Linked DNA regions of Homo sapiens: regions 1, 2, 3, 4 and 6 are each linked to region 5. Evidence: chromatin contacts called from ENCODE Hi-C or POLR2A ChIA-PET data. All regions are on one chromosome and are shown on one strand. Each heading gives the region's core, a stretch centred on a gene start or an enhancer-like site at or near the end of the contact. The rest is flanking DNA. Distances are from core to core; before and after follow the strand shown.

Region 1 (4,416 bases), core at 42-2,541, 620 kb after region 5:
ATGACCATGTTGGCATTCTCCCCACCTCCTGCTCACTGTCTTTTTCCTATTTTTTTTTAATGAGATGGGCTCTCAGTATGTTGCCCAGGGTGGTCTTGAACTCCTGGCCTCAAGCAATCCTCCCCCGTCAGCCTCCCAAAATGCTGGGATTACAGTGTGACCCACCACACCCAGCCTCTATGTCTTCTTTACTCTCCAGCCTAGACAAGTTTCTTCAACCGTTCTTCATGTCACATTTTTAATTCCCCTAAAAGAAACCTTGAAGATGCCTTAGTCCAAATCCCTAGGGAAAGTTAAAGTTCCTAATGAATTAGAAGCAAATGGAGACAAATGCAAAGGTTCTCACTTCTGTGAATCCTTGCCCTAGACACACGCATACCAGGCACACTGCCAAAAGACAGCCATTCTCTCCTGGATCCCCACAGCACTGCATACACAGTTCTTGCCCTGATGGAAACGTACGAGCCATGTTTCCCTCCCCTTTCTGAGCTCACAACTAGACTCCTTCTCAGCCTCCCTATCAGTCCGATGCAGCCATGTGACTGAGTCCTACAGAAAGCAAGTGAGAGAACTGATGAATGTGGGCCACTTCCAGGCCTGGCCCATAAGAACCTCTCATCCCTTTCTGTCTGGCTGCAATGGAAATGGCTATTGTGATCTCGAAGTCCTCAGGATAAAGGTGGCAGAGTCTCCTTCATCTGGGACCCTGAATGACAAGGAGAACTTCCCAGGTCTGAACTTAAGGCTATTTGTCCTACCGTAATACATGGCCCCCATAATATTTTACTCTGCTTGTATACACAGTATGCCTAACTCTTCCAACTAGATGACACTCCTTGAAAATAGGAGCAGTGTCTGCACCCACAACCCCTGGCGGCACAGTGGCTACCTAATAGTGAGAATTCATTAAACACCTAGGAACTAACTACACGAGGACTGACGAGAGAGAGAGTCTAGACTGAATCCTACTCAGTGACTTCCTTTTATTACTACCATACTTTTTCAATAAGCATAATCTCCCACTAGTTTTATAGATGATAGACATTCTCTGTGGAGAGGCTTTGCTCCCAAGATGTTATAAATGTGGTTTATGAATTATTATTTCTGGTATTTGTGAAGCTGTTTCCTCAAGAACGGGGCAAATGCCTGATTTCCCAGTGGATTGACATAATTCTGTTTGTATTGAGTTTAAAGACTGCTTCAGAGTCTTTAAAGTGCCTCATCCCCGGGACAGAAGTCTTTGCCAAGCATCGCAAATGCTGAGTTTGGAATCAGACAGAAGTTTTTTTGAACTCTCTCAGACTACCACATCTGGATGCATTTGATGTGCATCCAGGCAGAAAACAGAAACCTCATTCGAATAACACCAAATGGTAACCCATTCATGCCATATGCCTTTAAAAAAGAAAGTTTACACATTTCTTTCCTTTTATATATTTTTTTCTAGTGAAACATTGGTGACAAAATGTCACAATATGCTGATTTCATGAGTACAGGATAAAATTCATATATTTCAGATATCATATTACCCTCCATTTTTACACAACGTGACTATTGTGCAAGGTATGATTTATCACCATTTCTTTGTTCAGGACTCCCTCCCCCCATTATTATGTTGTCGTCACTCTGTGGTATTCAATACTGGTACTTTGTAAAGGCTGAATCTTGTATAGCACAAGCTTCGCTGTTCCAGCCTCGGAGCTTATAACCTTCAGACAGATCCTTCTTCAAATATAATTATTTGGGAAAATTTAAAATGTACAACTAAGGTTGCTCATAAAATACCTGCCAGCCAAAAATCAGAGGGACTTTCCCATTACCTGTGCCAAGTATATATAGAGCACTAGGACAGGAAAAGTAAGTGTTGTCACATGACCATAAAATGCAGTATGTTTTTTTTTTAAAGAGCCCTACCGCTGGGCTGAATGTTTGAAGAGTCACTTTAAACACATCCTGTAATCAAACCATCTGGAACACAGTGCTGCGATTAGTCACCCTGAACATAGGGCTTTATCTGAACAAATAGTGTATGGCAATGGAGCTTGGGAGATAGGGCAGTACTAACAAAAGGAAGTGTAATGAAACACTTTATGCCCTAGTGTGCCGCCACCCCAGTCATAAACCCCAGAGACACACTGCTCTGGTGTTAATGTACTACTTTATGAAAGCACAGTGAGCTTAAAGATTAAAGGACTGAAGGGCTAAAAATTGCTGGTTTGGATAGATCTTCTCTGTCAGCGGCTGGAATATGTTGGCATCACTCTATCTGCGTTAATTATAACCTCTCAGATGACAGTTGAGCATTCCTATTAGGGTTTGGTGTTATTTTCAGGGCATTAGGAACAGGGTTTGTTTATGGGAGGGTAGTTACGATTCTTGGTTTGCCAGAGGTTAATCTGAACACAGACTTGTTTTTGGTTCATCTAAACCCAATCCACATACAACGACAACAAAAAATGAAACCTTAAGCAATAACAAAAGCAATGGAAAAATGCTGTTCTACTCTGCATTTTAAAACATGATAATCTTTCTTACTTGACTGTACTTATCTCTTTCAAAAGTACATTTGGTCATTGGTATACAATCTATGGAAATCCTTTTTTAAAAAAAAAATCTGAAAGGATTTTCCCCCTAAATACACAGAATAAGCCCTAAACACACACACACACACACACACACACACACACACACACACACACACACACACAGCTAAAGAAACCTTGTTTCCCCATGGGCCTTATGGTTTAATACACAAAAGAACACAGAGCCACTTCCATCACTGTCACCTCCCCTGCAGCCTTTGTTCTGAGGCCTGATGAGCTGTATTGATTTGGGAAAATCATTGAGCTTCTTTGGAAAACTAGACTCTCGCTTATTCACTGCCATCTATTTCTTTCCCATGAAGACAGGTGGTCAATATCCAGCTGACTGGTCAGCTAAAAGAAGCCCAAGCTGCTTTTTTCTTGCTTCCCTAGTAACATTATCATTTCCCACTTCTAGAAGATACAATGGCCTGTTAAGGAGTCTTGTGAGTAAGAAGAGGGAGCAGAAATAAGACTTTTATAAGGCACCACCGGTAACACTAAGATGCTGTCCCATATGTTCACGTGGGAGGCTGCACCGCACATATAGATGGTGACGATATTTTCACTGACCAAGTTTAAGCATCAGTGAAAACTTACAGGGCCCAAGATATAACATGAAAAGAAATACTAAATCAAAACAGATCATTAGAGACCAGGTGCAGTGGCTCACGCCTGTAATCCCTGCACTTTGGGAGGCCGAGGCGGGTGGCTCACGAGGTCAGGAGATCGAGACCATCCTGCCCAACACAGTGAAACCCAGTCTCTACTAAAAAATAAAAAAATAAAAAAATAAAAAATAGCCGGGCCTGGTGGTGGGCACCTGTAGTCCCAGCTACTCGGGAGGCGGAGGCAGGTGAATGGCGTGAACCCGGGAGGCAGAGCTTATAGTGACCTGAGATCGCACCACTGCACTCCAGCCTGGGCGACAGAGCGAGACTCCATCTCAAAAAAACAAACAAACAAACAAACAAAAACAGATCATTAGAGATCAATTAATGTTTACTGTGGAAAGACATGCTTTACTTCTTTTAAATAATCAAAACATATGTTCTACCAAGCAAGTGTCCTAGTTACAAAATGTCTTAGGTGTAATTTAGACATTTTAAGTAACAAAGAGCATCATAAAAAAAAATCACATGGAGATCTTTAGAAAGTAATTTTTAATCAGGAATTTTGATCAGTAACAAAAATATTTGCTTTTAAGTTAGGCAAACATACATATCCTAAAGCAACATTGCCCTTGATGACTTGAGGCCAGCTTTAAAATAAAATAAAATATATGTACTGCACCATTCATATACAATATGTACCCCTTATTGTGTAGACCGTTCCTCTAGTAGTTCCTGCTAAGGTTCCTGGAGTCCCTACTTTGGGGACAGGCAGGCAGAACAGGTTTCAGGTGATAGTGTTGGGGGAGGAGGGAAGAAGACAAGTCCCCTGAGCTTGCTTCAGCAAGGTCAGCAAGTCAGACATTTAACTGGGATGCATCAAAAGCCACCCCCTGTACCCCAAAAGGGATGGCCTTCATGCTGTGGTCCCTCAGCGCTCAGTCAACACACAGCAGGATGCAAGGGACAAAGGAGGACAGGAAGATAGAATCAAATAAAAAAATACAGTCTTCTGAGACAGACATTTGGAGCAATTCAAATGCATAAACTGAATATGTACATGTATAGAGTGTGTGTCTGTATACATTTGTACCAAGGGGTTTTATTTCTTGTCTTTGATTAAACTTCCTAGTAAGTAGCTGCCTCCTTTGAGGCTTAGTGCCACCAAACTAAGCAACAGCATCACTCTGATTTCTAATGCCAAGTTTGAAACTTAATTTTTC
Region 2 (4,943 bases), core at 1,392-3,891, 670 kb after region 5:
CATCCCTATAAAAAAGTATTTAAAAATTAGCCAGGCATGGTGGCATGCGAGTAGTCCCAGATACTCGAGAGGCTGAGGTGGGAGGAACAACTGAGCCCAAGAATTCAAGGCAGCAGTGAGCTATGATCATGCCATGGCGCTACAGCCTGGGCAACAAAGCAAGCCCCTGTCCCTTAAAAACAACAACAACAGCAACAACAAATGCACTTTTCAGCCGCCTAATATTGATGACATATCCTATCACAACAGCTTCTAGACTAAATCCTTATTTCAACATAACTCCATCTATAGATATATTTGCATGCAGAAACACACACACACCCCTCTCTCTCTCTCTCATATTTATGTAATTTCCAAGTTCAAATTTCTATGGAATCTGGATGCCTTGAGGGGAGAAGCCAGAGTACTCTGGGCCTACTTGTAAGTTAATTGTGTTTGTTACCATTAACACAATTCAAATGTAACATGAAAGTTGAACTGATATTTATAGCAAGAACTTTTGAGTCCAGTTCAACATGTTTTAAAATGAGAAAGCTAAGGTTCAGAGAGTTTGACTATAAATATACACTTAATCATAAATAGCACTCCGATGTGATAATAGTCTTTAGACTATTTAAGGCTTTTAAGGCTTAAACCTGACAGTTACTATTGTTTTGAGGTTCACATCTTTGACTTGCACAAGTGAATTTCTTCGTTTCTTCACTGTAGTATCGGCTTCTCATGGTGGCTCAGAACTGCCACTCCCATAGGTACCAGACCAGCACTACCAGTGAGAGGAGAACCAAATGAGAGGAGAATCGCAGTTTCTCCCCATTCACTGTGAGATGTCGGGATTGGGGAGGAGGTGGAGCACAAAGTCTCCCCGTGTGGTCTACCATAGGCCCCTCTTCCTTAGAGGTCGCCAGCAAGAACAGGATTTGCAGGTGGGGATTACAGCCACTCCCAGAGGTGTTTTTATTTGGCAGGTATGTTACTTTTTAAAACATTCCAGTTTTTTTTAGCAACACTTTAATAAATTAGGAAAGAATTTAAATTTCTCCTATTTCGTAAAATAATTATTGGATTATGTGCTCTCCTGGGCCCACATTCCTCATGGCATCAACTGACAGAACTGAGCTTCACTGCAGCCTTGCCACGTGACTTGCCCAACCAGAGAATGCTGGAGTTTGTGCTTCCACCCTCTGCCTGAAACAATCACAGAATGTCGCCTAGCCCAACCTACTCAGTCGAGAGAAAACTGTGGCCCATATTTGTACAAGTGTAATAAGCTGTCTCTAGTGGCAGCCTAGGTACACATAAAACGATGGCATCCCACAAGCAGAAAATTGACAGGAGTTCAACATACACTGGGAAACAGAAGAAGGGTGGAAGGGAAGTAATTCAAAGAGTGTGGCCAATTCTTTCTGCTAGGTAAGAATTTCCCCCCAAAAGGTTTCAGTTCTCTTGTGTATCTCAGTGTCAAACGTGAAGTCACATGTATCATATGTAAAGGAGGATTTTAAAGCATTTTCAGTAGTTATTTTTGCCTTATACAAAAGATCAACTCCACTGCACCCTGGTTTCTCAGGTCAGTGATCCATACACTGAACCATAATTTCTTCAGCCAATGAAGGTCATTAAGGCAGAGGGTGGCAACAGTTTCCACAAGGACTCCCTCCAGTGAGGAGGCAGCATACCAGGACTTGAACCTCTGGTTCTGTTAGCAGACAGAATTGGGTTCAAATGCTGACCCTGTCAGTACTTGCTGTGTGGAACCCTGAGCAAGTTACCGCGCTTCTCTTCTCTAAGACTCAGTGTCTAGTTCTAAGAAATGGGAGTAATAATAACAATTACCCCCACAAGCGTTGCAGTGAAGACTCAGTGAGATAATCCGTGCAAAGTGAATGCTCAGCATAGTGCTTAGGTCAGTAAACACTGGCTTAAAAGTCCCTGGTCTGATATTATAGTTCCCTAACCCTGCACCCAACCTTCCAAAGCTCCTTTTTATATCCTACTATATTTAACATAAATCTATAATCCCCTCCAAATGCATGGTTAAGTGCAATTAAAGTATGTTAAAAATACAAGAAAGGGGGCTTAACCTTGAGAAGCTCAGCCTGGGGAAATACTGCTTCTTTCATACACTGACATCTGGCAGCAGTCAACTGGCTTAACCCACCTCCATTTTACAATTTTATGGCAATGATGGGATCACCATGAAGGCCCTGATGAGTCCCGTACTACTACAGAATCTCCTCCTCCTAATCTCTAGTTGCAGCTTTTTCTCATGCACTGCTGCCCTAACAGTCAGCTCACCTCAACTCTTATCACACATCCACCCAATAATTACTACACACCTGCCATTTGCCAGGCACCGTGCAACCTGCTAGAACAAGAGTGGCCCAAACAGACCAGGTCCCTGCCCTTCTGGACTGACTGTGTAGTGGGCAAGACTGTGACACTGGTCAGATAATCATACAAATATAGCAAAATTACAAGGATAATTGTAGAACTACAACCAAAGGAACTTTCATGGTGGCCTGAGAGCAAAAAGTAGCGTGTTAATGGAAGACAGGGTGGGGCAGGGATCTGTCTTCACTGGGGGTTGGAATCCAGCTCTACTGTTAGCTACAAAACCTTAAGCAAGTAGTTTGATCGCTCTGGGGAATCAGTGCCTTCATCTGTAAAACGGAAATAACATCTGGCTCATGTGACTACTACAGAAGATCATACAAATAACTTTAGCTCAGGGCCTGGTAGAAGGTAGCACTCAATAAACAGGGGCTATTGCTATTGTCAATATTAGTATCATTATTACAAATATATCTGAGACCTGAAATCGATAGGTGGTTTGGCCCTATGGGACCAAATGCTAGTATTTGCTACATTCAAAGGCAATTCACAAGAGGCAACAACAAATCCCTTTCTGAGGGGAGAAACACTAATATAGTTCTAATCAGATATTCCTCATTTAAAAATCAGTGGGGGATTATTAGTCTAATAATACTAACAACTGGAATAAAATATCAGAATAGAGAACTGGCCTGTTTTAGCAATGGTTTCTTTGTCAAAGCTCTTTTCTGTCATCTTGATAGGACACTGATGTAACCTATTAGAACCCAAAAAAAGAGGAAAGCAGGAAAGCAGCCATCTCCACTGGAAAAAAAAGACCCATAAGTCTAACAGCTGGTGGTGGCAGCCTGTCAAACCGAGGAAAGTTAATGTCAAGAACAGACGCGCGGCAGTCTCTCACTGTTATTTTTGCATGATTATTCCCAGGTGTTAGTGCATGCTGAGCAGTAGCCTGGCTATTTATCACGCGAGAGAGCCTAAGAGCATGGGAGGGGGAGCAGGGAGGCTGAAGGGAGGCAGGGAAGAAAAGGTTATTTACACAGAGAGCGGCACTTAGTGTGTGTAATCAGAGGGCTGGGTTGGGGGCGGGCAATCTGCAGGGAAACCCTGGCAATATTTTCTCCGTTCACCTTCTTTCAAGGGCTTCCTGAGTGCTGATGGGCAAGGAAGGATCCAAAGCTGGAGTGTTGGTGGGGACAGCTTTTCATCACTGGGGCATTTCACTGTGTTGGTCAGTGATGCTTTCAGTACCAGGAAACCGACAGCCAGTGAGGATAGGTGGCCAGGGTAGGGCTGGAGAGTGCTCCCTCGAGCACTCCTGCTCCACCCAGACCCAACAAAGAGACATTCAGGTGGCTCTGCTGCCAGGTAGAAGGAGAAGGCGAAACCCAGGACTGCCGAGAAGCAAGCCTCCAGAAGGCAGAGAGATTCCCTCCTTTACCTGGGATCAGGTCTAAACCCTGACAGGGAAGCTTGCCACAGCTTTCTCACGTCTATTGCCAAAAATATCCACACCGATCCTGCTATTAACCCCTCAATCCCGGGATCACCAACAACCAGAGGGGGAATGGTGTTTTACTTTGCTCAGAGCCAATATTGTTATAGTCTATGAGAATGCTGGGGCACGATTACTTAATGTTCACGTTTTCTCCATATCCTGGTATTGGGCTGTTTTATGAGATTGCCCATAGTCACCTCTTCATTTAAAAAGCATTAGAAAGAGACTCCACTACTACGTAGGGGAAATCACAGCTCTTTAGAGGCGACCACTGCTGCAGTCTCTTACTTTGCATTTTAACCACCCTTTTTCTGCCTGACGTCACTGCTTCTTTAGCAAAGCAGGGGAAGCTTTAAAAACCATTTCCTTAAATTAGGCACTGATCTTTTCTCCAGAACTAATCATTGAGGCTGAATTTCCATCCCTAAAGGACAAACCTGTAACAACTGAATTTTGGTCACTTCTAATTCTGCCTTTTCGTAAATGTGATGGAGACAACTCTTCCTTTCAGAACCATGATCAAAGCAATTTACGCTTTGCAGCTTGCTGAGAAAACAACATGGGCAAATTCTCACAAAGGGTCTAAGGTACCAGACTTTTTCCGCCTCCTTTAATTCTCACAACATTCCTGTTTTATAGAAGCAGAAACTGAAGATCTCAGAGGATGGGCCACTTTATCTAAGGAGCTGAAATTCAAGACCAAAGCTCTCTGATCTTAAAGTCCATGGGCTTTCTCATAAAAATAGTAACATCAGCAGCTACTTTTTAACACATACAACATAGAGGAATTATAACTGTCTTACCACATATAGTGTAGGAGGGATTATACTGTGCATTCTCTCTTTTGATCTTTACAAAATTGTTAAGGGAAGTATTTTACAGATGAGGAAAAGGAAACGTGGGAAAAGTTAAGTAACTTAAAAGGTCACTCAGGGTCGGTGGCTGAGCCAGAATTTGACCCCACATTGGTCTAACATCAAACGCAAACCCTTCTAAATGTAAAATAGAAGATGAGATGGAAAGAAATCTTTCTCCATGGGTAATTTCTGGCCCTTTTCTGTATGTTGGAAGCAATATACCTGAATCACCCTTTATTACCCATAGTTCAGAATAG
Region 3 (4,590 bases), core at 1,491-3,990, 970 kb after region 5:
AGACCCAAGCTTGGCATCAAAAATATTCTAGTTGAGTAACAAATCAGTTTTCACATTACTGTTATGTTTTATTTGCTTGATAGAGGCTATATAAGCAATAGGACTGGGATATGTGTGCATTCCGAGTGCCTGGAGTGGCGAAGATGGGGAAGAGAAAGGATACAGATGGAGTTCGAATGGATCTGGGTATATTAGTTATAGCATATGATTGCTGTATATCTGGAAATCCAGAAATACATATTTAGGAACAAACCCTATATATAATTGTTTACATCCACATCAGTTTGGTATTTGACATTTACTTACGTTACACACACACACACACACACACAAACAAACACACTGCATAGTTTATTTATTACATAATTCATTGGACCGAATTTATTAAATCATACCAGGGCTTAGCCTTGTATGGTCTATTGATTTCTAGTTTAGTCCTAGATTATAACTTGACCTACTCTTCTGCTAGATGGTTTACAAAAACCGCGAACAAAATTTCACAATGCTAAAGACATAAAAAGCAAATAAAAATCCACCATGCTAAATGCTCTCAAGAAGGTCACCTTTCTAATCCAGCTACTGTTACCAGAGAATACCTACAACAAAGACAAGTTTGTTTATGACTGTGGTCCGCTGCTTATCTGCACAATTTATTGGTCACATAAAATATTTTGTAATTTCGTACTACAGTGGGTTTGACAGAAATGTCCACATATCTTACGTAATACTTTGACTGGTTCTATCTATTTAAATTTAAATCTAAGTATATTATTTGTAAAGTTTCTAGGTTGAGTGTAAACATTGCACTGTATGCATAAATGGTTAAACCTAACCTAAACATAACCATCACATTTCTAAGAAAAGTATTTTTCTTCCTATATTTTCTTTGAGTAAGCAGAAAAAAATCCATCAGTACTTACATTTAGGCACATATCAAGCTCCATTGTTTACTTTAAGAATTAGAGTATAAATGAACTTCTTTCTTTTATATAAATGCACATATTTTTACACTGAAATCTCTCAGCTAACTCGTGACACTTGACATTAATCACATACATAGATCAACAAAGACTTTGCTTTCATATAGAAAGTAATTTCAAACATATTTCTAAATTATGACTTGTTATTGCAGTCAATTTAATTATCTAGCTAATGACAATGTATGTTCATAATCAAAGTAGTCAAAAATACCAAGTTTAGTAATTAGACCATATAATTCCTTAACAACTCAATTTATAATGGAAAAGTACAATGCTTTTAGACAATGTTCTTCAAATACTCCTCTATATTCAGAATTAGGAATTCCACAGTGTATTCTTTTGACATTTAAAGCTGGAGATGGAGTGTTTAGGTTAGAAGCGTAGCTCCCTCCTGTATTCTACCTGAAATTGCTTGTAAGTCACATTACATTCTAAATCCATTTCCCCTCAAACCATGCTGAGGGTATAACATTTACTCTCTGTCATTAATGTTCTTTTCTGTAAGACATACCAATATGAATTGTAACACAATGAAACAATTAATCTTTCTTGGGCAATTTTAATGATTCTATAATTATAGAAAACTATAGAAAATCATGTTTTCCCGTTTATCAACTCAGATACTCAGTGACATTTCAATGCCAAAGACAAAAAAAAAAAAAAAAAAAAAAAAGGCGGGGTGGGGGGGGGAAGGGGAGAATCTCCTGTATTTTCATTTTAAGAGTATCATACTAACGGAAATCTATAAACTAAACATAGATAGTGTCACAAATGCAAACTGACACATGGCATAACTGGTGGCTGTGCAAAAATCCAGCCGGAAAAGTACTAAAATAGGCTAATTTCATTTCTGCCAGCTGCCTGCCTTTCCATTCTTTATCTCAGCTATTAGGTTTGAATAAATTTCATCTCCCACACTACAAGTAATGAGCAGGCAATGACTTATGAAGCACCGAGACCAAGTTAAGACAGAATTAGAATACAATTTTAATGAGACGGAGCTGAGAAAGTGGAAGTGTTACTCCTTTGACAGACTTGGCAAAATACCCAATATTATTTCAAATGCTCTTTCCTTTTTACAAAGAAACTGTCAAATATTAAAATAAAAATTATAAAAAATAAGACTGAGGAATTCTTTAGGGGCAGATTGTTAATGTGATTGTAAGCTAAAAATAGTTATTAGAGAAGTCATTTAAGGAAGAGAGCAAATGTGACTTCAATGTAAACATATTAAATATAAATACTCCTCTGAAAACAAACAACATGCTTTGGTTTCTCTGGGAAAAAAAAAAAGCAATTAACATTCAGGTAACATGCATCTCTTTGAAATGAGGTCCAGAAATTGTTGGGGGAATGGAGAGTAGACAAATATTTTCTTTGTTAGCACTTAATTGGAAGTCTATAAAATAATGTTATTATATGGCTTTGAAATACACTCAAAATAAACTGGTGTAAAAACAAGATAAACTCAAGCATGATTTTTTTTTAACATCCAACGTTCAGTACACCAGGTGGTGGGGGCAGTCCCCTGGAAGCATAAAGGGAAGTGGTCTTTGGCTAATAAGGAAGGTTTGCACCACAATAAAAGCATTTATTTTCACACTTAAAATCATGGGGAAGGTGTTCAATGGAAAAACCCAAATGCCACAAAATAACAAGAACAACTAAAATTGTTAAGGACTTCAAACTACCAAAACTAATGAAAGGGATTTTCCAGCCTGATGCCCCCACTCATATTAGGTAACGACGTCCCATCCTCCTTAGATGCCCTGTGCCTTCTCAGCTAAGCTGAGCTGAGGTCTGGGCCAAATTGAGCAGCACAGCAAGGCTACTTATACTCTACACTTTAAATTAATTCCTCCAAACATCCCCCAAACAGTTACTGGAGGCTTTTTTTCTCCCCCTCCCCCCACATACCCCTTACTGTTTCTGTCTTTCGTTTAGTGATTACTTCCTGTCGGTTTTTCTAGTGCCTAAAACATATGTGATTTGCTGCAGGCAGTCAGTATTTATAAGGAGAGCCTCACAGCAGGTGCCACTTACAAAAAAAGGCCCCTGTGAGCATGAGTGCACAAGTGTTATCCCATGACCCAAGGGTCATGCTGCTGTTCCTACACAATGTTTAGCAAAGGAAGGTTCTTTCCATCAACAACTGATAAACAGTATTCGTCTGATCGGCCAGATTTTTTATGAAATGATAAAGCGAATGAATATATCTATGCGTCTTTAAAAAGATACATGCATGCTTTCAAAATTATATGTAGCTATTCTGACTCTGCGGTCAACAAATGACCAGAAAAAAAAATCTAGTAATTTTTTAATGCTGATGGGTAATTTCACTCGGTGCCCCCAGTCTTCCATGCCCCAAATTCACTTCCTTGACTTTGAAGTCTGGGTCCCTTAAAGCTGTGAAATTTCCTGGATAACAAACAATGCTAAGAAAACTTTGTTTTGAGAAAATAGATTTGATAGCCATGGGACCTGTAAATGTAGTTTGCTTTTTACATCCAATAACAGTGACCAAAAAGGGGTGTGCTACCTTTTCCCATAAATGTTTCCATTCTTTAAACAGCATGTTAGAAATTCAGTTAAAGGGATTTAATGGAGCTAATTATAGTTGGTGAACCTCTCTAGCTTTCTTCTTGTTTTTCCCCCTGAGAGTTGTTCAGCATCACCCACTTGCAATGCAAGCTTTCCTTAGCCTGGATCTGTCCAGTGATGCTCCCTATTCCACGGGCCCCCATCAGCATATCTATTGTAACTTATTGTGAAAATCAGACCCAAGAAATCCAAAGAAAGCCCAAGGCAATACGGGGAGTTTTAAAACTGTTCTCCCAAGTATGATCAACAAATCACATTTTGGTGTATTTAAGGTAATCCTTTTGGGAGGCCTAATTAAGTTGGTAGGAAAATTATGTGATATCTATTTTATATTATAATATTATATAAAATATAGGTTATATATTCCAAGGTTATATATTATATAGGTTATATATTACAAGGTTTGTCATGTTTTATATATGAAACATGATACAAAATTGGAAGATGTATTTCCAATTCATGAAAGAATAATGAAAGAAGACAAAAGAATGAAGCTTTAGTTGTCTACCATGTTATACATTTACAGTATGCATAGGGGAAAGGTCACATTGTCAGTTTATATCCAACAAAGATTACTTAAGAAATTTGGATTTTCACAAATAATAGAGTCTTATGCTCCCATCTCCCTGTTACCAGCCACCACCTCCCCACCCCTCAACAACCTGATTTCTAAGTAAGAACCCTATTTAGTCCTCAATAACAGAATAAGAAATATTCTTGGTCTGTCATTTGGTCAGTGTCAGATACTAATATGGCAAAAATTAAAATGCTAAGTACTGCTTAATTTCCAAAAAATTTTATGAATCTTGCTCACAAAATTCAGAGGTGGACCTCGGATATGGCCTTGGACTTGGAAGATGGAAAACACACTTGTAATTCTCATTGCCCCTGGTTGTAGGTACTATATCCCATCTATTCCTTCTCCTTTAACTCCTTCCTCCATTTTGGTGTTTTAATTTTTCCCACATGGAACCTTGGGCATACTCCCATTGTGACAGGTACCTTTGTA
Region 4 (4,704 bases), core at 295-2,794, 890 kb after region 5:
AACGGAATTATTATTTTCATTTTGCAGAGGGAGCAACTGAGGCTGTATAAAGTTAGTGACTGAGTCAGGAATCAGACCTATGTCTCCCAGACCCCAAGCACAAGTCCTTTGAACCTCTGAGCTATAAGGCTTTGTAATCCTGATGAAGGGAAATGGAGATGGGGAGGGGGTGAAGAAAATCTTTAAATTCTTTTTTTTTTTTTTTCCTCTGCAACACTTTAAAAAGAGACAGGACAAAAGAAGAATGCATGTTCTATATGCACATTTCTTTGCAGCCCTCTGATGAAGTACCTCAAAAGCTAAGCTCCCATCAATCCTGGAGAGATAGAATCAGCAGAGCATAGTGGCAGAATGAATGGTTTAAAAGGAACAGCAGCGACCAAAGAACTTTTTATGCAGAGAAACCCCAAATCTGGGGCAAAGCCCTCCTGTTCATTTTATCTCACACAAGGTAGGTAGTGCTGCCTGTCAAGGTAATGCATTACTACACTATTTGGAAAAACTACAGTTCTAATTAGATGAGCAAATAAATGTTCATTTCAATTTATTAATATAGCTGTAGGCCTTGTTACAATTTATCTCCCGGTTTTGAGACCAATCCATCTCGAGCTGGGAATCATTGTGGTGAAGTAACGGGTTTTAATAATGGATACAGGCAGTGAATTATTCAGGCAGAAGGGAGCAAGCCTTGATGCCTTCACTCACTTCTTTAATTAACTGTGAGATGCTGACGAGTCTGGGCTGTCTCGAGGCTTTCTAAGTTTGTCTGCATCAGAACTGTGAATTTTTCTTGGGCCATAGATATGTTGTGCTTTCAGGTCTATGCATAGCCAAGAAGTGACACCAGCTATCATATTCTCATTTTGTCTTCTTATATTCTCAATTCTGTGTCTGCTTAAATATTATTTTCCTGCAACTTCTTGAGCAACGAACATTTTTCTTGACAAAATGAACATCTTTGCTCTACTGCACTTCTGGATAAGACTTCAACACATGAAAATCCAAGATATTTCAATTCTCATATAAGTTTGGGAACTAATCAATAAACCACAAAATCCAGTTCTAGTCACTTCAGTCCATTTAGCTTGTTTTAAAGCCATTTATTTTCATGGCTTAGAAATAAATAAGCTGCTAGAAAAGAATTTTTCCTCTCCATTTGACATAGCATCAAACAAATAAACAAAACTAAAACTCTTACTAAAGGCAGGTTCCATTATTTGTGGAGCTTTGCAGTCTGCCCAAGTGGTTTCTGTAAACAAAACCTTTTAGGGCTTGTCACTAAACAAATGGCAGAATATGGCTGTGTACGTTGAATTTTCTTCTTTGCCTAACACAGATCTTCTAAGTAGAAAGTGCATCTAGCTCACAGTCTTTGCTCCAGTGTTAATCAATGGTTTTTGCTGTGAACACATTAATAACATGCTTAGATAATTGATTCCCCTTAATCTGGACGTTCTACTTTGCTATTACCTGTGACCATGAAAGTTAAAAGAAAAGTGCACATAAGCTGTTTGACAGCAATTTATTTATGCTGTGACAAGATAGTTCCTCTTTCAATTTTGTCACATCAGAGAGAAAGTAAGAATCTGGGGGAGGTCTGAGCTCACCACTTCTTGGTAGAAATTGAATCACTTTTTTCTATAAATCAAAAGTCATGTTAAAAGCTCTGTGAAGTAAACAATGATGTATATGAATTAGCAGCACAACCATAGTCAATACAAATCAAAGTGGCTTTATGAAGGTATTGATGTTTTCAGCTCTTCCTAAGGTTGAATACATTTAAGCGTTTATTCCCCAGGGCATTGTTGATCCAGATGAATGTATTCACTTTGAAACGAGACCATAGTCGCCGCTAGAGACAAAACTACATACACTGACCCAGATACGGTTCTTCCCCAGACCAAGTGACCCCAGCTGCAGCCGGAGTGCTCACAGTAAACTGAAATTACATGAATGACACCCAGGGAAAGACGCTTGTATTATAAAGAGGCTACATTTCTATTTGGTTTACTGATGTATTAATTTTTCAAAGTTTGGAATCTCTTCAAATACAAGGTAAATGCATTTTCTAAGAATTTGGCCCAGTGGCACTCGTCTGGATGTGATAACCTGTTTTTCCTGTATCATGATTTAACTTAAACTACTCTTGTAAGTGACTGATTCTGTATCTTCAAGTTACATTCATACATCCTGTGACTGGATATTGACGAATTCAGTAGGTGCCACAGGCATATCTTGCTTGTCTGAAAGGAAAGTTAATTTTATACTAAGATGCCACCATTAAAATAGATAATGAAAGCATTGTTAGGATTTACCAGATTAGCTAAAGCAACAAAACATCAGATTGTAACTAGATGACCTCGGGGAAAAACACAGGATGTATATTTCCACAAAACATCCCGCATCATTTGACATATTCAAAGTAAAGGTAAGCCATGTATTTTGGCCTTTATGTTGTTCACAGAAGAGTTCTTTGCACACTGGATATACATTGGAATTCATCTTCCTTTTCTTCTTAGTATGTTAGAATATCTATGTCTTCAAAAGGGTCAGCCTCAAATGAGTGAGCCAAAGGCACTTACATGCAGACCAGTACTTATTAGAAAGAACTGAGAAATGAAACATAAACTGATAAGTGAGTGCAAGTCATTCATCTTTTTAAAGCCCATAAAAAGAGAATTGTAAATTAAAATGTCTACAATAGGTTCAACACCTCTCTCTCAGCCCCTCCCTTTCCTTTGTCATGCTACAGCATTCAAGTGTGGGAATGTTTCTCTGAAACGTGTAAATCACACATTTAGTCATGCCATACCCAGGAGCACCGTACCGGGAGGAACGGGGAGGAAGGCCAAGGAAATTAAATATGAGTCCAGCAGTTTGTTAATGAAACATTTACACAAGCAGTTTATATGGTTGTAATAAAAAAGGGGGGCCTCTTTCATCGCACCTTTTCATTACTTAGCACAGTCTTTAAGAGGATTAATGTGGAAGGGGGGAAAAGAATGTGCTTATCAGTTGAGTCTCAGGATTGGTAATGCTGAGTTCTTAATAGATTGCCTCTGGATTTAGGATTACTGTGGTGCAAATTCTTCCAGGCTTTCAATAGAATAGAAAGCAGTTTGTTTTCCCCCCTTCAACGAGAAGGGCTATTGACTTGGTGATGAAATGACCTAGGACTCAGAGTTTATTCAAACCACTGCCTCCTGTTTCTGTCACTTCAGGGAGATTTATTTATTTGTTTGGGCTACTGGTAGCCAATGCATCAAAATATGCACTAATTCCACCACTACTGTGATTAAGAAGCAGCTAACAATGCAAGTTTAACAGCAACCAGCTGACTTTTATGATGCTTGTATTAAGGATCTAGTTTTCAAAAGGAAACAGCAGAGAAGACAAATCTATTTTTTGGACACTGTCAATTCCCTGCACCTCATTTTCTGACAGGTTTCCTAACAGCTCAGATAAACTACATATTTTGGAGGACAACTGAAGTGAATAAGTGGCCCTTTTAGTTTTCTGGGGAGTTAGAGGCAGCTTTTGTTGGCAATCTTGTGAAAGAGTACAGTACTGATGGATCATGCTGCTTGAGGTCCCGTGACTTCACACTATTTTTAGCACAAGGAAGATGTTAGTTGTAACAGTGTACAATGGGCTAATCAGCCATAATAGAACTCACACTGTTTTTCACTTCACATTGCACTTATTATGTGCCTTGAATGTAAACAGCTCTTTGCTTCTGACAAAGATGGCAGTTTGCCATGGTGGGATTCAGCCTTCTCTAAAGCTCAGCAAACATTGAATAGAGCAAGCCAGAAGACTGAAAAAGCAATTGTTTGAATTTATGTCACTTGCAACCTTAGACAAAATTATTTTTGTTACTTCCATCCTTTCCTTCCTACCTCCCTCAAATTAGCAAGCATTCACATATGTCAGTTATCAGCATATGAAAAATTATTTCCATTATTTCTCCACCCACATTTAGAGAATCAATAAATCATGTTTTATATAAAGTCTTGAATAATGACATCCCTGTGCATTTTATACCCATTGTGAAATATTTGGAACTTAACATAATAATATGAAGCTTGATCATATAAATAGATTGAAGTTGCTTTAAAGCATGATAAAAGATACTCTTTAAAATTACACCCAACACCCAAAAGAAGTTTATTGTTTTGCACCATCTGTATGTACCATTAGCAGATTCAATAGTTTGCTCTCAAAACAGATTTAGAGCAATTTACTATAAAGCAAATTGTTGTTGGCTAGGCTTCCTGCATTGTTATCCTATGATTTTTCCAGGCACAGGGGCATATTCAAAAGTTTTTTGAAATTTTATCACAGTAATACATGCACATGATAAAAACCATCAAGTAGTATAAGAAAGTACTTTATAAAGAAAAGTACCCTCCTCCACACTCAGGCCTATTACTAGCAGCAAAGACCTTTTTATTTTTTAGTTCTTCTTCTGGAGATTACTTCCTAACCCTAAATAAAAGGCTTATAATAGTATTTCTAAAGAATTTTTTTAAATTATTATTATTTTTTTTAGAGTTGGGGTCTTGCTCACTGCAGCCTCGAACTCCAGGGCTCAAGTGATTCTCCTGTCTCAGCCCCTCAGCCTCCTGAGTAGCTATGACTATAGGCATGTGCCACTGTGCCCAGCTAATTTTTATTTTTACTTTTGTAGAGTCAGGATCTTGC
Region 5 (4,690 bases), core at 1,932-4,431:
AATCTTGGTTTGAACAGTTCCTGGGTTGCATTGAAAATTGATTTTGTTTTCTAAGTAGGTTTTCAAATTCAGATATTCTGAACAGTGGTTGACTGATTGCATGATTCATGGTGGCAAACCCTTCAGTGCTGGTGAAGTGGGAAGATCCGCAGATGTCAGGGCAGTCGGGGTACAAGTGTGGATACTCCAATTTTTAATTTAATGGGTTATTTTGGTGTGGAAATGGCTGAAGCTTGAGTGAGGAATGAGAGAAAATAATTATCTGAGGCATGAGAGCTGAGTAGAGTTGTTCTTGATTTTAAAGTTATTTTTGCAGAACCAAAAAACACACTACATATTCTTTTAAAAATTATTTCTAATTTCTGAATTTATTTTAAAAATTTTCAGAAAGGAATGCAACTTAAATAGCATTTGTATTGCCCTAAAAATCTTTGGGGGAACAAAAAATGATATAAATAAGCAAGTTTAGTTACTACTACATGTGTATTCTTTATTGACATATAGTACTTAAAATCCAGACTGTCCCAGAACATCTGCAGACCATTTTATACATTCCACAGGAAACCTTTGGGCACGAATTATTAAAATTTCTGAAGAAGGAGGTGAAATACAGAAAACTAAGATATTTAAATATGTCTCAAACAGGCCTTTGGTTAAAATGGCTCCATAATTTCACACTTAAACATATCACCTCTTTCTTTTCCAAAGACAGAGCAATGGCAGATAAAATCAATTAAGAGTAATTGAGCTCAAAAAAAACTATATAAACATCTACATGCACTAGAAGTGCAACAAAAACACAGACCAGTAATAAGCTGAAACTCAGAGCTTTCTGGTTCTTGGGGAGGTTGGCTAAAATCTTGGCTATTGAAAAGTTAACAGGGACTAGAAATGCCTAATCTAAGCTGGGAGGCACAATCCAGTCTTATTAATTGAAGCCAGGGACTCTCTTCAAACCCACCATGAAATGAGGCCAAAGAAAAGAGCTACTGACAACCAAGAAAATCAACAATGAGACCATCAATTTATTCCAAATAAAATTAATTTTAGAAAGCACTTTGACAGTCTTTAAAGTGAGGATACTTATGATGCTCATTTCATCTGTTTTCAAAGTGGAAAAGAAATTATAAAATAAGATGTGGAGAAATGAGGCATGAAAAATGTGAGCTATGTGAAAAAGCTTATTAGGAACCGTGAAAATAAAAAAAAAGAACTTAAAAAATCTTCTTAAGTTACAAAAAGGCTGAAATAAGCACAATTAGAGAATTAGTAAATTTTAAGAACTGGTGAATTCCCTCAAAAATGTATCATGAAGAGATGTAAAACAAAGAGCAGTTGAGAGCCAGAGGCACCGCCTTGCAAGTTCTCTGCATCATAGAAAAGTCGGGAACTACCGCCCCCAGAATCCCCTTTCCTCCATGATTTCAGGTTAATATTCACTGGTGAATGGCATTCACATGAAAATGTGGGGTGGAAGGGATGGGTAGGCATTATTCTCCTGAGACATTTGCACCCAGACATACGGACAGACATGAGATTCACATCAGCTTTCCCGGGAGCTCTTGAGGACCACCTGCTTCAGAACTTCAGGCTGAGATTATCAGGGGTGGCTCTTTTGATCTTCACCTCCCCAGTTCTTCACATGTAAGCCCCTAATGGTTATATTAAAACCACTTATACCCAGAGTGCAGAGAGAGCTTCTGTGTTCCTGAGCAAATACTGAATACATGCAGTTTGCATATGATAGTTATTTTATTATTTATTTTATTATATCCTCTCTTAGCCTTTTAAAAGATGAGAAAAAAAAGGCATACAGAATTAGCTGCTCCACATCACAATAAATAATCAGGGATTGATCCCTCAAGCCTATGCTGATCCTGATTAAATAGGAGTGTGTTGGGAAGAATGCTGAAGCTGTATGGGCACAGTGAGAACCAAGGTCATAATCTCCTGGCAATATTACTGACAATGCGTGGGTACAGGGCAGGGAGTGGTCATAAATGTATTTGTCAGTTGCATACTAAAATATCAAGGGAATAATAAAATGACAGCCCTGTTTTGGCCCTCTGTGACCCAGGTCTGTACACTAGAAAGTTACACTTGCATTGGGCAATTGTTTGGCCCTCTGCACAAATCAGGATCAAAACATAGTCTCTCATATGTTAAACATTATAAATTAACTACATCATGTTTCTTCTTTCACATTTTTAGACGTCTCCTAATCATTTTACTGCCCATTTAATACCTATAAACAGTAATCTTTCTAAAGGTTTTTATATTAACATATTCCTTTCTGGGCTTACTCAGACAAAACACCGGCTTTACTAAAAGCCCTTGGTCACTCAGTAAAATGTTATCATTCATCCCATGGTGCTGTGTAACCTTGCAGAGAAGCCTGCCTCATACATAAGATCAATAATAATTGTGATGTACCCTGTATGGGCAAGATTTGGTACTTCCTTTATGAAAGACTGAAAGACAGAAAAAAGAATAGTGTTACTGTTACTGGGCACATTTATTCTCGTTTTACAAGCACTATGCAATTTAATTTGGATTCAACTTCCCTATTCTATAATCTGCACTTCTTTCCGAATGCCAATAGGAAGGAAATGGCAAATCAGAAGAGTCTAGTAAGTGCGCATTTTAAACATAAGGCAGGAATTTTAGATCTACCATGTGTCAGATCTTTGTTCTTGGTTCATCAGGCCACAATTCATGCCAAATCATTTATCTTATTTTTATTTCAAGACTACAATTGATACACTATGAAGTGTAGCAGTTAGAGAAAATGATTAATAGGTCTCTTTAGCTGTTGATAAATGGTTGAGAACATAAAAATGGAACAAAAGAAACAACAACTATAGATTATAGAAATAGTGATCCTGATGTAGAATTGAAGTCTTTCATCTATTTCTGGGAAAGAGGGCAATAATCTAATGAGAATATTTCTCTATTTTCCCACTCTGAACTCCTTATTTACAAGTAGACATATTCTTAATTTGCTTTTTGATAATGTAAATCAGTACTATATTTTAGACTATGTTTTAGAAACTTTAAAAACTTCTTTCTATACGTGTCTAATTTGAGGCTGCCGGGTGATTTGGTTCAGCTAGGATGTGAGTTTTACTCAGTTCTCATTTCAAAAGCAGAACGTTCGGGCCACTATTTGTCAGGTGATTATGCTCTGCTTATGTTCATTCAGGTGGTCACTGAATTGCCTGCAATCTGCACCATTAATCAAGTTGCCTACTTGGTTGTTAAGGGAACTGAAAACCCCCGCTCAGCTATTTTTTCCAATCTGGTGTTTTTCATGGTTTCACCACTTTATCATGTTAGTTACTGAATTTCCCTATTTTGCATTCACTTGTTCACTCACATTAGAAAAATACATCAGTGTATGTATTTTAGTCTGCATAGAAATCTGGCAATGCCTTTTAAGTCGACCCTGATAAAAAGAATACTAAGAAAATTTTCATAGCAAGAGATGTAGCTGGTCTCCAAAAGATAGATTTAATTTACTAGCATGGGAAATAATAACAGAATCATTTTCTATTTACCAATCAAAACTATGTCCATGTATTTCCACTGTCATTATCTACTTTATATTTAGTGGAAATACTTAAGCAAATATTAATAATCAGTATAATATTCCTGAGGACTCTGACTCTGTCTTTAGAGATGAAATTAAGGAGAGAGCTGAGCAATTACCAAATGGGTTTTATCCACAAAGACAAGTCCTAGAAAAGCCTTGCTAAAGCGATGCCTTGCCCTCAATTTAAAAAATCTTTTCTGTAATCCATTTCACCCTGTTTTAAAAAATATTAATTAACTAATCCAACAAATATTTAATGGGCACTGATTTTGCTATAGGCTTTGGGGTATTTAAAAGATGAGAATACCCTCAGGAAGTTCTAGAAATGGGGAGTCCCCATAAGTTCGATCTCATACCCTCTCTTTAACCCCTGTCCACTTAATAAGTTTCAATATGGTGCCCCAGTATATCAGATGAAAAGAATTATAGCATTGAAAGTGTAATAACTATGTGAAAAATGGATGAAATAAGCTATATTAATTATGAAACACATTCATGATGTCTTCAACTAAGTCTAAAAAATGTGTACATTTTTCAAGATAGAAAAATAAATTCACAGTTTATGACTACAAGCTTTAGGAGAGATGGGTCACTATGCCATCCAATATGTATGTATTGTATCACATCCTAAGCTGTTTCTCCCTGTATATTCTAGTGAAGCAGAGAAGCTAAACAGCCATGACAAGTACAAGGACAGGTTATCACATGTGCACATAGGAAGGGCAACTAGCCAGCAACACGTCTATCAGAGATTCTTTATTTCAGCAGGAATGTCCTCTGAATTATCACCTGTTTTTCCTAATAAAGAGACTAGGTCCCTAGAAGGTGACAGTGGCAAGAGATAAACTGTAGGTGTTCATTTACTGAATGTTTTCTCATTATACGTTTGTTTATTGGACATACATTCAGTAATCTCTCAGGTGCCAGGTTTTGCATCAGCATCTGTGATGTTACTATGTCTTCTAGAAAGAAAATAAAAATCCCAGAAAGAGCTTCAGATTCATTATCTTGTCCTCTACCCAGTGAGCTATCCAAAGTTTTGTAACTTTTGTTTAAAAAAGCCTTATGTCTGCTGGGAGTGAGTTTTCCAAATTTTCT
Region 6 (4,364 bases), core at 748-3,247, 550 kb after region 5:
GGCTCCTGCACTCCAAGCCCCAGTTGAATGGAAGAGAAGTGTCCTGTGCATCAACGTGTTCTTCAGGACACTTGTTCTTCTCTGCACTGACCAGGAATTTTCAATGCCGCCATGCAAGAATGGCGCTTTACTTAAAGACACTGCATTATGTTAAGCAGACAGTCTGTCATTACTTAGCAGCCACACTATACTGTGGATGCAGTCCTGTTGTTTTTATTAAAGGGGTTGTCAGGATCTATAATTCACACATCATTAACCGCTTCATTAAGAAGACAGCAGCCCTGTGGGCCCTAAACTTGTAGCAGTTTGAAGACAAAGCAAGTAAACACTCTCCTTAACTGAGCCAGAGAGGCGACCCCCACAACCCCCCACTGGTGGGAGTGTCTGAAGAAGTGCTGTTTTCTAGGAAGAAAGTTTTTTCAAACTCTGGAGCATAAATGTGCAAAACATATTCACTTAAAACTGATTTGATTTAAGTTAAAAGCATTACTTTGCAATGAGCTGCGCAATCCCACATCATTCATCAAAACCAAGCCATCACGGGCCGCAATGTGTGGTTACTTAAGCATTTTCATATGCCCTAGACTTTTTTTAATGGAACAAAAAGCAAGACCATGAAATACACAGAAGGGAAAACATCAAAAAATTTGTACATGGCCCATGACATTGGTATTCCTCTAACATGGATTTTACTAAGCATCACTTATATAAACAATGGCGCCAAATCCTGTTTTCTTTCATAATGCATGTTTTCTCAGCAGTAGTACTGCAGATCTTGAAATACAATATGGGGGCTCTAGTTTCCCAGTGAAATCATATGGTTGGTGTATTTCCTCAAAATAAGCTTGCCATATGGAACCAGCCCTGGAACAGGCCCAGATCAAACAGAAGTAGCTAAAGATCCTGCACCTCTTGAACCAGCCAACACAGCCAGTGAGAAGACCAGTCAGCCTTAATGATTTCTTTAGAGTCTATGCACTTAGGTCTCTGTATTGGACTTTCTCTAAAGTTTTTGTTTGAAGAAAGAATTCTGTGACTAAAATGAGTTGGAAATATACCGTGATGGGACTTTCTTGATTTTTTTTACCCTATCAAAACCTTCCTGTTCTTAATTGCCTTTTTTCTCGGAGCTCTACTAGGTAATTGGCTAAGTAAACCATACTATGCTAAAGCCAATGTAAGGGATAAAACATAATATGTTTGTGCTTTTCTGGATAACATTTGCATTTATACTTTAGTCTTCAACCTCCTAACCAAAGAGAGTTAAGCATGAATTTTAGGTTCCATGGCAGGGCTACTTGGCAAAATAGTTTTGCCGTAGGCATGAAGTACAGAAGAGACTTCTCAGTGCTTGAAATCATACCACCCAGCAATCACCAAGACAATGATTCTCCAAATGTGGTACCCATACCAGCAACATCAGCATTACCTGGGAATTTGCACATTCTTTGGCCACACCCCAGACCTACTCAATCAGAAATTCTGAGATCTGTGTTTTTAACCAGCCTTCCAAATGATTGTGATGCACGCAAAAGTTTGAGAACCACAGACATAGATTCATGTTCTAAGTTGTGTTACCTAGAAGCAGAGCCTGAGATGGGGATCCTTATGAAAGTGATTTATTAAGGACCGCCTCTCAGTAGAAATCTGTAAGAAAGGAAGTGGAGCAAAGAAAGGGACAGAGACAAGCAAGCACGTGATGTAAATTCAGGTGAAGCCTCTCCTTGGCCTGATTCACAGGAAGAGGATTCTAGAGCGCAAACCATGCAGCAGAGTTATCTCCCTTTGAAGCAAAGGGCTAACCTTTGTCATAAGCCCTTCTTAGTCACTAACTATAGGAAGGACAGAGGCTTCCCCAGTTGATGCCAGTTCTCTGGAGAAGGGAAAGTGGTTGTCATTAGCAGCCAAAAGTCACATAGCTGTGGGACAGGGGGGCCTGGGTGAGTGCTACTACTACCACCAATATAAAAAGTCAGCTTCAGCAATATACAAGCTCCACTACTTTCACTATGAATCAACTAGAGAATGACTCATCTACGCACTCTCAGTACCCAAGACAGTATTGGTTATGCAAATATGAAGCAGGAAACGCCTTAAACTCCAATCTGCACTGAACAGCCACCAGAAACCTAATCCACTTCAGTCATCTTTGAGTACTATCAACACTGGAATAAAGCTGATTTCAGAACCTGAAACCACAAGCCTCATAGTGCAGTGAGAGAACGTTTGAATTACTAGTTCCACACAACATGAGTTTTGGATGCTTGCATATCTAGTCCTCCTTTTGTAAATAAGAGCACCCTGATTTCCCTTGGGGTACTTAGCCCTTCCCCATTGTGTGCTGATCTTGGTGAAGCTGCAAATCACTGTGCCTGTCTTCTGCTAGACAAGGTGCAGGCGTGTGGCTCAGTCTGGGTTGACTGATTGCTTTCCTTGTAATTAAAATCTTAATTAGAGTGACACAACTGACTACGGTCAGAGCACATTCATAGCAGTGCTTGAGACTTGAAGAAATTCTTCATCAGTTCCTTCTGCCCAGGCCCTCAGAGGGCCTTTTTAAGTGGAATTGTTCTTAATTCCTCTAGATCCTTCCAGCCCCATATCCTGCCAGTAAATTCTCTTTTGCTTAAGTGAGTGGGTTTTGGTTGCTTGCAACCAAAGAATCCTGGCTGACCCTAGTTTCCAAATTCCTTGAGTTTGATGGTCTATTTTGTTTTAGTGTTATGGTTTTTATTCAGGTAAGAAGAATCCTGTTTCCATTATTTTCACTATGTAACAAACTACCTCAAAGCTTCATGGTATAAAATAGCTATTTTAATATGCTTATAGAGTCTGTGGGTCAGGACATAGCAAGGATGGTTTGTGTCTTCTCCAGAATTTTTTTTTAATTAGCCAGGCATGGTGGCACTCACCTGTATTCCCAGCTACTTGGGAAGCTGAGGAGGGAGGATCTCTTGAGCTGGTAAGTTTGAGGCTGCAGTGAGCTATAATCACACCACTGTACTCCAGCCTGGGCAACAAGGCAAGACCCCATCTCTTAAAAAAACATAAAAGAAAGTACATAAAGCTAAAAGGCAACTTTATGAACCCAATCACAATTTTAAAGGAATTTCTTCTAATTTCTCTTAATAGGATACACATACATTTAACATAGTATATATGTATGTGACATTTCTTTTTACTGGTAATGAAACAGGAGAGTTCCCTGATCCCCCTCATAGGACATGTAACAGATCTGTGACTCATCTGTTCCATCACTGCTGCTGCTCAAACTCCTGACTGGAGGGGGAGTACACAGACAGGCAGGTATAGTAATCAGGGTGAGTGCTGTGGGCTCCAGCCCCGTGTTTGGGGGTGTGCCTGCAGCCCCAGTGTTATAATGCTCCTTTAGCCTTGCTGTCTACAGAGAGCTTAAGTGTTAACCAGCTCAATGGACCCTCTGCCTTTTCACAAGGGCAGAAGGCCAGTGTGACAGCTTTCTGTATCCTGAGCTCTTGCCCAGCATCCTGGAAGAATCAGGTCACACACAGGCTTGAAGGATGAATGAGAGGTTTTATTGAGTGGTGGAGGTGGCTCTCAGTGGGAAGGATGGGGAGCTGGAAGGGGGAATGGAGTGGGAAGATGATCTTCCCCTGGAGTTTGGCCATCCAGCAGCTAAACTCCCCTCTGACCGCCCCCAGCCAAACTCCTCTCAGCATTCAGACATGCCTTCCCTTCTCTCTTTCTCTGCCACACCGTTCTGCTGTTCGTCTGCTTGTCTCCTGGTCTCCTTGTCTGCTCATCTCCTCATCAGCTTCTGGAGCCTGGGGTTTGCAGTTTACATGGGTACAGGATAGGGGGGTGTGGTGGGCCAAAAGGCAACTTTTTGGGCAGAAAACAGAAATGCCTGTTCCAAGTCAGGGCCATGGGTCTCCAGGCTTGAGGGTGGGGCCTTTGCTGGGGAACTGCCCTCTTCTACCCAGTATTTCCCTGTCTCCTGTCCATATCTCCATATCAGTAACACTCAGAGACCACACGGATTCATGCTCCCCTTTTGCAATAATACCCTGTGCTCCCCACTTTCAACCCTAAGAGTACTTGACTTTTCAGAGTATGAATAGCAGCTATAGAAGATTCACCTTTGGGATCTTTTAAATACAAAATGTGCTAACATTTAACATAGTTAAGGGAAACATTACATCGTCCCGAGTCACAAGCTACAATAATCGTGTCAGAAAGCAGAGTTTGCAGTCACTATTCTCCTGTTATTCTTTCTTGTTTCCTCTGAAGCAGAAGTTTTTATCCTACTGCGGCAGGTAAGCCCAGGGTAGTTCTCTGCCACATAGAAACTGAACATGGCAAGAATGGCTATTCTGTAATTTCAA

The links. Hi-C counts contacts between places; a loop is a spot of excess contacts on that map. ChIA-PET counts read pairs that join two places held with the same protein, here RNA polymerase II (POLR2A). Pooled maps may share reads with other maps.
Region 1: a loop to region 5 is called in a map with no recorded cell type, with 3 times the contacts of the local background. The contact joins two enhancer-like sites. A Hi-C loop is called at or near these places in 2 of 168 maps with a recorded cell type or tissue (B cell and OCI-LY7), 17 of 37 single-sample maps with no recorded cell type and 6 of 50 pooled maps.
Region 2: a map of OCI-LY7 shows a loop between it and region 5 (2.9-fold over the local background). The contact joins two enhancer-like sites. A Hi-C loop is called at or near these places in 1 of 168 maps with a recorded cell type or tissue (OCI-LY7), 5 of 37 single-sample maps with no recorded cell type and 4 of 50 pooled maps. POLR2A ChIA-PET finds 5 or more read pairs at or near these places in 1 of 52 experiments (OCI-LY7).
Region 3: a loop to region 5 is called in a map with no recorded cell type, with 14 times the contacts of the local background. The contact joins two enhancer-like sites. A Hi-C loop is called at or near these places in 3 of 37 single-sample maps with no recorded cell type and 3 of 50 pooled maps. POLR2A ChIA-PET finds 5 or more read pairs at or near these places in 1 of 52 experiments (OCI-LY7).
Region 4: a map with no recorded cell type shows a loop between it and region 5 (6-fold over the local background). The contact joins two enhancer-like sites. A Hi-C loop is called at or near these places in 1 of 168 maps with a recorded cell type or tissue (GM12878), 4 of 37 single-sample maps with no recorded cell type and 2 of 50 pooled maps.
Region 6: a pooled map shows a loop between it and region 5 (6-fold over the local background). The contact joins two enhancer-like sites. A Hi-C loop is called at or near these places in 4 of 37 single-sample maps with no recorded cell type and 3 of 50 pooled maps.

Annotation. Positions count from the first base shown.
Region 1 is chr5:124,654,145-124,658,560 of GRCh38, forward strand. The region is part of intron 3 of ZNF608 (zinc finger protein 608); the gene reads right to left. Among named protein-coding and RNA genes, the nearest start is that of ZNF608, 90 kb to the right of the region's middle. Within about 2 kb of position 1,292, at least 19 of the 41 ENCODE cell types and tissues checked have a DNase peak (open chromatin) inside an H3K27ac peak, as active enhancers do; they include OCI-LY7, where a contact is called at or near this core.
Region 2 is chr5:124,703,595-124,708,537 of GRCh38, forward strand. The region is part of intron 2 of ZNF608 (zinc finger protein 608); the gene reads right to left. Among named protein-coding and RNA genes, the nearest start is that of ZNF608, 41 kb to the right of the region's middle. Within about 2 kb of position 2,642, at least 9 of the 41 ENCODE cell types and tissues checked have a DNase peak (open chromatin) inside an H3K27ac peak, as active enhancers do; they include OCI-LY7, where a contact is called at or near this core.
Region 3 is chr5:125,003,576-125,008,165 of GRCh38, forward strand. No RefSeq gene overlaps it. Among named protein-coding and RNA genes, the nearest start is that of ZNF608, 260 kb to the left of the region's middle. RefSeq lists an enhancer at 1-32 and a silencer at 2,997-3,046. Within about 2 kb of position 2,741, at least 3 of the 41 ENCODE cell types and tissues checked have a DNase peak (open chromatin) inside an H3K27ac peak, as active enhancers do; they include OCI-LY7, where a contact is called at or near this core.
Region 4 is chr5:124,919,672-124,924,375 of GRCh38, forward strand. No RefSeq gene overlaps it. Among named protein-coding and RNA genes, the nearest start is that of ZNF608, 180 kb to the left of the region's middle. RefSeq lists enhancers at 1,745-1,834, 3,510-3,619. Within about 2 kb of position 1,545, at least 3 of the 41 ENCODE cell types and tissues checked have a DNase peak (open chromatin) inside an H3K27ac peak, as active enhancers do.
Region 5 is chr5:124,031,915-124,036,604 of GRCh38, forward strand. No RefSeq gene overlaps it. Among named protein-coding and RNA genes, the nearest start is that of LINC01170, 400 kb to the right of the region's middle. RefSeq lists an enhancer at 3,375-3,424. Within about 2 kb of position 3,182, at least 2 of the 41 ENCODE cell types and tissues checked have a DNase peak (open chromatin) inside an H3K27ac peak, as active enhancers do; they include OCI-LY7, where a contact is called at or near this core.
Region 6 is chr5:124,581,919-124,586,282 of GRCh38, forward strand. No RefSeq gene overlaps it. Among named protein-coding and RNA genes, the nearest start is that of LINC01170, 150 kb to the left of the region's middle. Within about 2 kb of position 1,998, at least 3 of the 41 ENCODE cell types and tissues checked have a DNase peak (open chromatin) inside an H3K27ac peak, as active enhancers do.